Regions from separate parts of the Homo sapiens genome. Here region 1 is linked to region 2. The links are chromatin loops, found by intact Hi-C in ENCODE. Cell type or tissue: psoas muscle. All regions are shown on one strand. Region 1 overlaps CACNG4 (calcium voltage-gated channel auxiliary subunit gamma 4). Region 2 holds the start of CACNG1 (calcium voltage-gated channel auxiliary subunit gamma 1).

Region 1 (5,000 bases), 69 kb after region 2:
AATGATGAGCTGGTGACATGGCCTTGGCCGGACTGTCCGGCCCCTGGAAGGGAGCCTGGGTGTCCTGAAATGTCCTCAGGGAGTCTTTGGGGATCTGTGTCCTTTTCTTGCCTGTGCTTTGGTGTGTGGGGGAGGGGTGAAGTGGGCAGGAGGAACCCTGGGAATTAAGAACCGAAGCCCCCCTTCCTCTGAGACCCATCTTCACTCTGGGTCCCCTCCCCTGTCCCCATGTACCACGTATTTTTTGGGTTAGCAGATGAGAATAACTACATGCATTGAACACATGTTATGCCAGCTCCAAAGCAAGCACTTAGATACTTTATCGCGACTCCTGCCAGCAAACTTGCATAGCAGGTATCGCTAACAACCCCATATTGCAGAGAAAGCAACTGAGGTTCAAAGGAGGTGCAATGACTGGCTTAAGGCCCCACAGCTAGTAGGAGGCAGATCCTGGATTCAAACCCTGACTCACTCTGGGATCTGGGCCCTTTATCACCATATCCTACCTCCTCTCCAAGATGCCAAGCAAAAGAGTTGCTGTTTATTTCAGGTCTATGGTGAGACAGATGTGCGGGGAGCCCTGTGCGTATTTCCCATCTGATTCTCCTGACAACCCTATGGGATAGGCCTCCTTAGGGCGTCCGGGAGGAGCCCCTAACGTCTAGGACGTGTTCTGTTGCCCTCTCCACATCGTGCCCTGTATGGTGTCTGTCCTACTGCTGGTGCCCCAGGGTCTCCAGAACCAGAGAGTAAATACCCTGGGGGCTTTCTGTGCCCACAATGCCCGGCCTGAAGCCAGGCACTCAGCAGGTGCCCCACAAACACCTAAGGACGACACAGTTTTAAGTAATTCTGCTCTCCAAGGCAGCCCCTGGCCCTGCAGGTGCGTGTGGTAGCTCTCAGAAAAAAACAAGAGAGAGGTGAGGTCTGGTTCTGCACCCAGCTCTGCTCCCTGCCCCGTGGTGCCTGGGCCACCCTCAGGGCTTCCCATGTCCAATCTCATTTAATCGTTCTGATCATCTGATGAGATGGGGGAGGGGAGGGTCTATCATTATATCCCCATTTTACAGATGAGAAAATAACTGAGGCCCAGAGAAGCTAAGGAGTCTGTCCAAGGTCACAGAGCTAACACAGGGCAGAGCAGGATTCAAATGCAGGTCTCATCGATCCCCCACCCACAACCCCCGTCCTATTGACCATCACACAGACTTAGTTCAGATGTCATCTTCGACTCCCTTCTGCGCACGAAGCTCCTGGAGAGTCAGAAAGTGGGGCGGGCTGGATCCGTGGGGCGGGCTGGATCCATGGGGCTTCAGGTATCAGGGAATGAGCCTGACTTTATCACAGAGGGATGTGTTCTCACCAGAAGGTACTGAGCTGGGGAATGATGTGATCTGGTTGATATTTTTACAAGCTCTTTCTGGCTGTGTGTGGAGAGCAGGGAGAGTGACCAGTCAGGACTCTACAGCGGGCATCCAGGCGAGAGATGACAGAGCTGGGAGTGCTCTGAGATGGAGAGAGGTGGAGGGAAGGAAGGCAGTGGGCGTGTGTCGGAGGTGGAGCCCATAGGCCTGGGGAGGGTGAAAGGAACCCCGAGGGATACTGCAGGAGAGGGACTTCTGTCTCTGCTAGGCACAGAGCAGGCTCTTGGCAGCATTTGCTGGATGGATGAACTGGTGACTGAGTGGGCTGGAGACGGAGGGGGCGGTGCTGTCCAAGCGAGACCACACTGGCGGGAAGCACAGCCGACGTGTGAGGTTACCACCAGCAGGCTCCTCCTTGCCAAGGTGTCAGAGGGAAAAGAGGCCACAGCCAACAGTGTTTCCAAGAAAAGGAGCCTGAAGTCACTGTGTCCTGTGTGGTGCCTCTGTGGGAGCACGGCCGCTGTGCTTCTCACAGCACTTTCACAAACATCCTTGGCTTGGATGTTCACAGAACCCTGGGGGTGGGGCGGGGCAGGGAGGACTCAGGGATAGAAAGAAGATGAAGGCAGGGAGGAGGGACGATGGGGAGGAGAAAGGAGGAATGGAAGATGCAGGGAGGGAGGGACCAGGAAGAAAGAATAAAGAGAGGAAGGAGGGAGGGAGGATGGAGGGAGGGAAAGAGGGAGGATGGAGAGGATAGAGGAAAGCTGGAAGGAGGGAGGGAAGTTGGAGGGAGGAGGGTGGAAGTTAGAGAGAGGGATGGAGGTGGGAAGGATGGAGGGATGGAAAGAAGTTGGAGGGAGGGGAGGATGGAGGGAGAAGGGAGGGGAGGACGACAGGAGGAAAGAGGAAAGACAGAGGGAGGAGGGAGGGGAGGACAGGTTTTATTTGCCAATTTGACAGCCGAGCAAACCGAGGCTCTAGGAGGTTGAGTGACAAGCCAAAGACTGTCCAGATGGTGAGTGGCGGAGTCAGGACCAGGCCACAGGTCCCCTGACTCCAATCCTGATGGTTTTCACTCCGGTGCCTTGTCCTCCTCTACCCTGGCCCTGGCCCTGAGACACTGGGAGGTCACCTGACGCGGCAGGGCTCTCGGCAGGTGTCGGTAAGTGACAGGGAGATGCGAGGGTCAGTCACAACCCCCACGAGCGCTGTCTCTGTTCCTGAGTATCAATCTGGGCACTCAGTTCCCACCCCTGAGGCTACTGGAAGTTCCCCAGTTCCTCTCTGCCTCCTTGGGGCCAGGCTAGGGCACTTGGCAAAGTCACTGTGCCAGAAAATGTGATGTTGGGAACACACACCTGGGTGGCTGCCATCCCCAGCCCAGCCACAGCCTGGGTGCTAGGCCCTCTTTCAGCTCCCAGCTGAGAGCCTCAGTCTCTGATTTTGCAGTTCACAGGAGCCATTCAGAACGCCCTGCCTCTGAGAGGTGAGGAAATAACACCGTGGCCTCCACTGGGGGGTGCTCAGCTTCTTCCATTCCTGGACCCTGCAGGCTGGTGAGCTGACCTGGGGCAGCTTACAAAATTTGGGCAACTTATGTCTTCTGGGAAAAATTCCATGGTTCAGGAAACATGGAAATAGAGAGAAAGCGATGATATGTTTTGAATATCTATAAGGTGCCAGGCACGAGAAGGGGTATTTTCCATGTTTTTTCTCATATAACTTCACAACCCCAGGGTTGATTCTATGATGCTCCTAACTTAACAATGAAGGAAAAATTGCTCTCTGAACAACAAAGTTCAGAGAGGTTAGGCAATTTGTCTGAAGACACACAGCTGACAAGTGGGAGTCTGGACTCAAACCCGGGGCCATGTGGCTTCAATGCTGACCGTCTGATGCTGCTGCTTCCATGTGGACTCATGGTGGGGAGGAAAGGGGGAGCTGGAATGAAGATCCAGCCCCTTCCTGTGTCCCTGGGCCCAGGAGGTGACAGATGCTAGTGGCAGGTGAGCCAGGGAGACTGATGATTTTTACTCATTTGGTTTTTCCCAGGCTCTGTCTGGAGCTGGGCTTGAGTCAAGAAACTGCCCTCTACCTTTCCACATTCTCCTTCAGAAATGGGGTGATAGCGGTGGAAGGAGGAGAGGCAGTTAAACAGCATTTCCCGACACCTCCACCTCTGTGGGCTTGCCATGGTAGCAGGCAGGCCGTGTTGGATGTGGTGACGTGGAGAGCTTGCTCTGGGTCTACAGTCCTCAGAGGCAAGTCACGGCGTCAGGGTGGGAGGGAGGGAGGGGTGCAAGAGCAGCTCCAGTTAAAGTCCAAAGCCCTTGCAAGCCCATGCACCGCAAAGCCATCTGATGCGGCGGCTTCCACGTGGACTAATGGGGGAGGAAAGGGTTTGACTCAAGCCCAACTCCAGATAGACCCTGGGAAAAGCCTGCAGAGAGCCTGGGGCCTGTGGGGGCGGAAGTGGCTGCTTTGTAAAGGCTGTGGTGCTTCACCAGAAGGGTCCCCTGTGCACATTCGGGGTTGGCAGCTCAGTCTGTCATTGTCTCCACCTCATAGGCTCACACCCAGGAGCCTCGAAGAATGCAGACACCAGGGACCACTGATTCCACCCAGAGGTACCCTAACGAGCACTCTGCGCGGGGGGCATCCATAGATATGTGCTGGGCACCTTTCCATTCACTGCCTCATTATCCCACTTTCCAGACATCAACAAGAACTCAGAGAGGTCACCTAACCTGCCCAAAGCTACACAGCTGCCTGGAAACTGGGGTTTTGAACTCTAGAGGTCCAACCCCAAAGCCTGGCCTCTTTCCCCTACCCCATGCTGCCTTTTCAACAGAGTCCATTTTAACAGAATGTCCCTCGAATAAGGGGCATCGTTTTTTCTAGGCCTCTGTTTCAGGAAGAGCTGGGCTTCTATTATGAAATATTCCCCTTTTATTGTATGCCCCCTGTGAACACACCTCTGGCCACACTCCTTTCTTTGTCCTGGCCTCCAGGAAGCTCAGCGACAAAGCTGTGGCCTGCCTCGGCCCCCAGCTGGCTTCTGCAGTCGGTACTGTGGACACTAGCTGGACGCAGCCATCATCTCTCATTTTCCTACTTGATTTTTCTATCCGCCCCAGTCCCTCATCTCTTTATTTATCTTGTCCCTTTCTTCCTTTTATGGTTGAAGGGGGAAGAAGTAAACAAACAGTAAAATCACGGGATGTCATTTTCACAGCTTTGAAAAGTTTTTCATTGGAAGAAGTTGATAATGCTAGAAAAAAAGTCCTTTGTCTGGTACCATGTCCTGCCTCGCAGTTCAGAAAAGAGAGTCTCGCGCAGCACTTCCCGGAGTCTCATGGGGATACAGAACAAGAATTGGGGGACGGGACGTTGGGGGCAGATCCAGGCAGGCCCTCCCTGGCCTCTCCCTGGAGCTTAGAACCAGTTTGTTCCCTTTTTGAAGCTGTTTCCCAGGAGACCAAGCCCATGCACCCGCTGGAGAGAGCATCCTTGTTGAGGGGAGGCTGTCATGGAGGGCAGTGCCGCTTCTCTGAGACTGTATGCAGGTTAACCGCGATGGAGGCCCGAGGCACAGACACCACGGGAGGGAGTTTCCATCGCTGTTCTGCACCT
Region 2 (5,000 bases):
ATATGTAAAGCGTTTACAACAATATTTGGCACACAGGGCTACATGTATGTGCCATTATTATTATTGTTGTTAATAATAGATGACGGGCCACATATGAACCCACTTCCTCCCTCCAGAGAAGAGTGGTCCCAGGGAGCACAAGAAGGGCAGATGGGGAAGGAGAAAGATGTCCATTTGCAGAGAAAAGAGAGGGAAAAAGGCAGGAACATATTTTGGAAGATTACTGGGGGAAAGGTAGTGCTCAGTGTCACAAGTGTGGGAGGTGTGGTTCATAGCTGGTTAGGCTAAGAAGGCAAAGAGGTAGATCCTGTCAGGCTCAAGGCCAAGCAATGCCTGTTGGCCCCCTGCAATTGGTCCAGTCACCTCTCACCAGCCTGTCTCTTCCTTGTGTGGATTCTGCTCACTGCCCAGTCTTCTGCTCTGACTTTAAAAGGCAGATGGTTCCAAGGACGGGTGAACAGGACTGTAACAGCACGTCCCCATGTGTGGTCCCTGAAGAAGCTGCCTTGCCCTGCCCTGCCCTGCCCTGCCCTGCCCAGGGGAGTTGGCTGGAGGCTGTTCCTGTTTATGGGTGTGCTCAGCAGTGGCCAAGGGGCATGGGCATCCGGGCTATGCGATACCCTGCAAGCACATGGCCACACCTGTCACTCTCAGCCCTGGGACTTGGTGTTTCTACAACAGCTGGGCACTTATGAGTCTTCTGGGCCTCCAGTGGGGCTGAACAAGGGAGGGGATCTCTGGAGCAAGCAGGAGGGAAGGAAGAGGGAGCAGAGACAAGGGAGGATGGGGTCTGTGCTCTTTGCCTCACAAGCAGACTGCAAGATCTTTGGGGACTTAGCCCTAGTGTCCTTGAAGGACAGGTTTCAAGGAACACCTAGTCTGATAAAAGAGGAAATAATCCTGAAAACCAGGTGGGACATCACACTGACATCACTCTGCTCCACTGCCACTGTGGATGGGCGTCTGTAAGCCGAGGAAGGGATCTCACGTTGCTGAGAGTCAGTCCCATATTTTATAGAGGAAGAAGCAGAGGCTGAGATGAGCTTTGTCCTCCCTGGATGGTCATTTGAGGGTAGTGGGCAATGGCGATTAGATCCCTGGCTGCCTGGTCTCCATGAGCACTCTTTCCTCTAAAGTGCTGTATTTGCTAAGAATCCAGAAGCCTCTGCATTTGCAGAATAGAGGCTAGTCACGCGACTACCAGGTACTCCTGAAAAGGACCTTACCTTCAACGTGTGGTTCGGTCACACGGTAGGAAATCGAGGAATACGCTTAAATTACAGGGTGAGGAAATGCTTTGTAACTCTGACAGGGTCTGAGCTAAGACAGGATGCATAGAGGACTGAAGTCCTGACAAAAGGACAGGTGGAGGTCGGGCATGGTGGCTCACGTCTGTAATCCCAGCACTCTGGGAGGCCAAGGCAGGTGGATCACCTGAGGTCAGGAGTTCGAGACCAGCCTGACCAACATGGTGAAACCCCGTCTCTACTGAAAGTACAAAAATTAGATGGGTGTGGTGGTGCATGCCTGTAATCCCAGCTACTGGGGAAGCTGAGGCAGGAGAATCGCTTGAGTCCAGGAGGCAGAAGTTGCAGGGAGCCAAGATCATGCCACTGCACTCCAGCCTGAGCGACAAAGTTGTCTCAAAAAAAAAAAAAAAAAAAAAAAGAAGGTGGGGGCAGGTGGCTCACCTACAGCCTACAGCCATGTCCTGCTTCACAGACATTCAACCTGTGCAGCTGCTCCAGGCCCAGAGCCCACAAGGGCCCATGTGTGGTTTCATGTGCTGCTGTCACTGCCTTGAAATCCTTGGTAATTTGGAGCAAGGAACCCTGCATTTTCATTCTGCACAGGACCCTGCAAATTCCATCGCCTATGCTCTCTCCTCTCCTGCCTTGAGGCCAGGAACAAACCTGCCAGCCCCATGGGTCCCCCTAGCCTGAGGACACAGAGCCACCTAGCTTTTCTTTGCAGGGAGAGAGTGAGCAGGTGGGGCCCAGAAGTCCCTGGGCTGGTAGAGCTGCAGTTCCTTTCTTGAGCCTGCCCAGCTCTCTGCTCTGGGCAAAAAGCCCCAAGGTCCAGCCAGACAGAAATAGCTGGGACAAACGCCCTCGTCTTACAACCCAGCCCCAGCCACCAGCACCACACATGCAATTCATATCTTCTTCCCTGGGCAGAAAAGGCTGGGCGGCTGCCCTATTTCTAGGCAGAGAAACCTGCCTTCCTTCGCAAGGGCAACTTTGCCAGGGGGATGACGGGGAAGAGCAGGAGGTGGGGATCGGGACGGAGGGTGGGTACGTTACCCCCGGGCAGGGTGATGGGCCCGCAGGTCTTGCTGTCGTCCATGGGGATGCGCTTGGTACAAATCCGCCAGAGGCCGAAGTGGGCCGCCTCGCAGGTAGTGTTGTGGTGCTCCATGTGGGGGCTCAGCACAGCCCAGTGGTCGGTTACCACGGCTGTCATGGCCAGCACGATGCCTGCCAGGATGCAGAAGAGGGTCACGCGGACCTTCAGCATTTTGGTCTGGGACATGGTGGTCGCCGAGGCGTGGGTGCCCTGGGCAGGGTCCGGCGGCTGCGTCTCCTAGGGCAGGTGACAAGCCGAGCTTGGGGGGTGGCAGTGGTTGTCGAGCTGGGAGTGGCCACTAAGTTTAGTGTGCCTGGCTGAGCCAGAGTGGGCTGGCCTTGGGGCCGAGGGACGCGGGACGTGCTGAGCAGCTGCCCAGACGCGTCAGGGGCCTGAGGGAGGCTGCTATTAATGCCCATCTCCAGGCGTGGCACCGAGGACAGCTTCTGCTCGGGTTTCAGGGTTTTCTGCCCCTCTGGGAGCCAGAAATACCCCAGTGCGGCGGGGCAGGGTGGCAAGGAGAGAAGGCTCTGGATGGTAGATTGAGGCCTCTGTGAGTAGCAGCTCAGGGTGCCTGAGTTGGGAGAGGGCGAGAGGTGGGCAGCAGGGCCCCGGGGGTGGGGATCTGCCTGCTCTGGGCTGATGGGAAAGGGCAGCCCAGGCCAGGGGAGGAGACCAGGAGCTGCGGGCTGCACGGCTGTCCCGGGCTCCCACGGGGTAAGCCTGTTACCGGCAGGGCAGTGAGTAGGTTCTCATCCTGGGATCTGAGGGGCTAGGATTCTGTCTAATGACATCCCGGGAACCCAGTCCAGGGCCTGTGGAGTCCACCTCTTAGGCAAGCGTTTTAGCCACAAACCCCACGGCATCCCCCAAACCATAGGAAGGTTTTAGGTGGTTCCCAGGTCTGGCCTTACCCAACTCTGATCCCTCCACGAGAACATTACTTCCTTTTCAATTCTCTTTCCATCCCCAAAACTGGGTCCAGAGCAAAGCTCTGTTCGAGGTCAGTGTCATTATTGCCTGTAAAGTGTCCTTTGAAACAAAGCGAGAACGGCCCGAAGAGGACGAGGAATCCTGCTGGACTTGGTCATTCTGTTTTTCAGGGCACTGTTTGGTTTTGCCTTCTATTAACAGCAGGTGATAACGACTTTCCAGTTATGTTTGAATTTGAAAAATAAGTGTGTGAGTAAAAAAGAATGAATAGGTTGATTTATAGGGGATCATTAGGAGCTCATGGGCGTGCAGAGAACACAGAAAGCCCGGGATCGACCACCCTCCGACGGTCCTGTGCACCCGCCTGGCCCCCAGGCTGGTCTCCGAGGCTCCAGCCTCTACATCTCTCCTGGGTTGTGTCATCTCTTCCTTCTCGGCTCACAGGGTGGCCCTTTTTGGGTGTAGCCGAGAGGCTGACGCATGACCAGGAATAGCCTCCTGAGCTGGGTGGGGCCTTGAGCTTCAAAATCCTGGCCTCAGATTGACACGATTTACAGAGACTCTGCCCATGTGGACAGAAATGTTTCGGCCTCCAGCCTTAGAATCACAGAAAGTTCATGATGATGATAATCAGAACAGTGGCTCATCTTCAGTGAGTGCTTACTATCTACCAGGTACCCTGCTAAGCCTTCATCCATTGTCACAGTTACTCTTCACACCAATCCACAAGGGGACTACAACGGTTACTGCCATTTCACAGACAAGGACATGGAAGCTCAGAGACATGAAGTCACTTGTCCAAGGTCACACAGCGAGAAAATGAGGAATCCAGGTTTCAGGACCCAGAGCCCAAAGTCATAACGAATGGTTGGAACTGGGAAGAAACTTCATGATCTATTGTGACAGATTAGGAATCTGCAGCCCAGAGAGGAGATGTGAGGAGCCAGGACTACCTGGTGAACAGCCCCAGGGCTGAGCTGAACCCTCGCATCTCCAGCCACTGGCTTGTGCTTATTGCAGTTCCATCCAAACTTCCATATTTTTAAAATCAGTCTCTCATACATATTACAATCTCCTGAGAGCTTATCTCCCCACTGTTCTCATCTCTGCTTCCCTTCCTCCCTGTCCCCCCACCTCTGTGTTCCCTGTGGGTGCTAATCCATCACAACTGACTGATCACTGACTGACTGTTGACATATGCCACCGCCCCTGCTTCAGCTCGTGGAGAAACTGCCTGTCACCAGGTGGGTAGACCATCTCCATGGGGAATTCCCAGAAGCTGGGACATGGCTGCAGCCTCTGAGCCCTCTCTTGTTGTTTGTGGGGGCCCAGCTTCAGGATCCTGGCACCTGGGGATCTCAGGAGGTGCTGTACAGCTTGATTAGACCTACTGAGTGCCAGGCACCCAGCAAAGCAGTAGCTGGGGAGCCAGAAGAGGGTTCCAGTGTTTTAAGACAGAAAATCTAGAAAGAAGCTATTTAATTTTAGCATTACAAGTAAATACAGTGTCATTGGAAAAATGAAAGTGTCTTTTGAATTTCCTGGTGTGGTGGGGGTGGATGCCCTAAGCTCTTCGGTGCCAAGAGCCTCTGACGGCCTTGGAAAGCACCCTGAAAGGGCCCAGCCCAGAGGGTGCACCCAGCGCCAGCCATGATGACATTGCAGGCCCTTCAAAGATGCCAGGCCTTGGTGAGGACAGCAACCAGGAACTTCTGCTGCTC

The links. Hi-C counts contacts between places; a loop is a spot of excess contacts. Peaks named below come from ENCODE experiments on the same cell type or tissue, not always from the same donor. Only the 100,000 strongest peaks of a DNase experiment are listed, where the experiment ranks them.
Region 1: it touches region 2 in a loop (2.4-fold over the local background); 3 of 110 quality-filtered maps call a loop at or near these places.

What each region holds. Positions count from the first base shown.
Region 1 is chr17:66,973,610-66,978,609 of GRCh38, reverse strand. All of the region lies in intron 1 of CACNG4 (calcium voltage-gated channel auxiliary subunit gamma 4), which reads right to left. Among named protein-coding and RNA genes, the nearest start is that of CACNG4, 11 kb to the right of the region's middle. RefSeq lists enhancers at 1-117, 1-478, 1,223-2,176, 2,177-3,131. In psoas muscle, a CTCF peak has its summit at 2,876 (motif pointing right); DNase peaks (open chromatin) are centred at 19, 1,732 and 2,729; H3K27ac peaks cover 114 bases.
Region 2 is chr17:67,042,193-67,047,192 of GRCh38, reverse strand. CACNG1 (calcium voltage-gated channel auxiliary subunit gamma 1) reads right to left here and starts at 2,639. Exons shown (of 4, transcript NM_000727.4): 1 at 2,304-2,639. The coding sequence starts at 2,532. In psoas muscle, no CTCF peak of the experiment used is centred here; DNase peaks (open chromatin) are centred at 572, 2,092, 2,692 and 3,732; H3K4me3 peaks cover 4,768 bases; H3K27ac peaks cover 5,000 bases.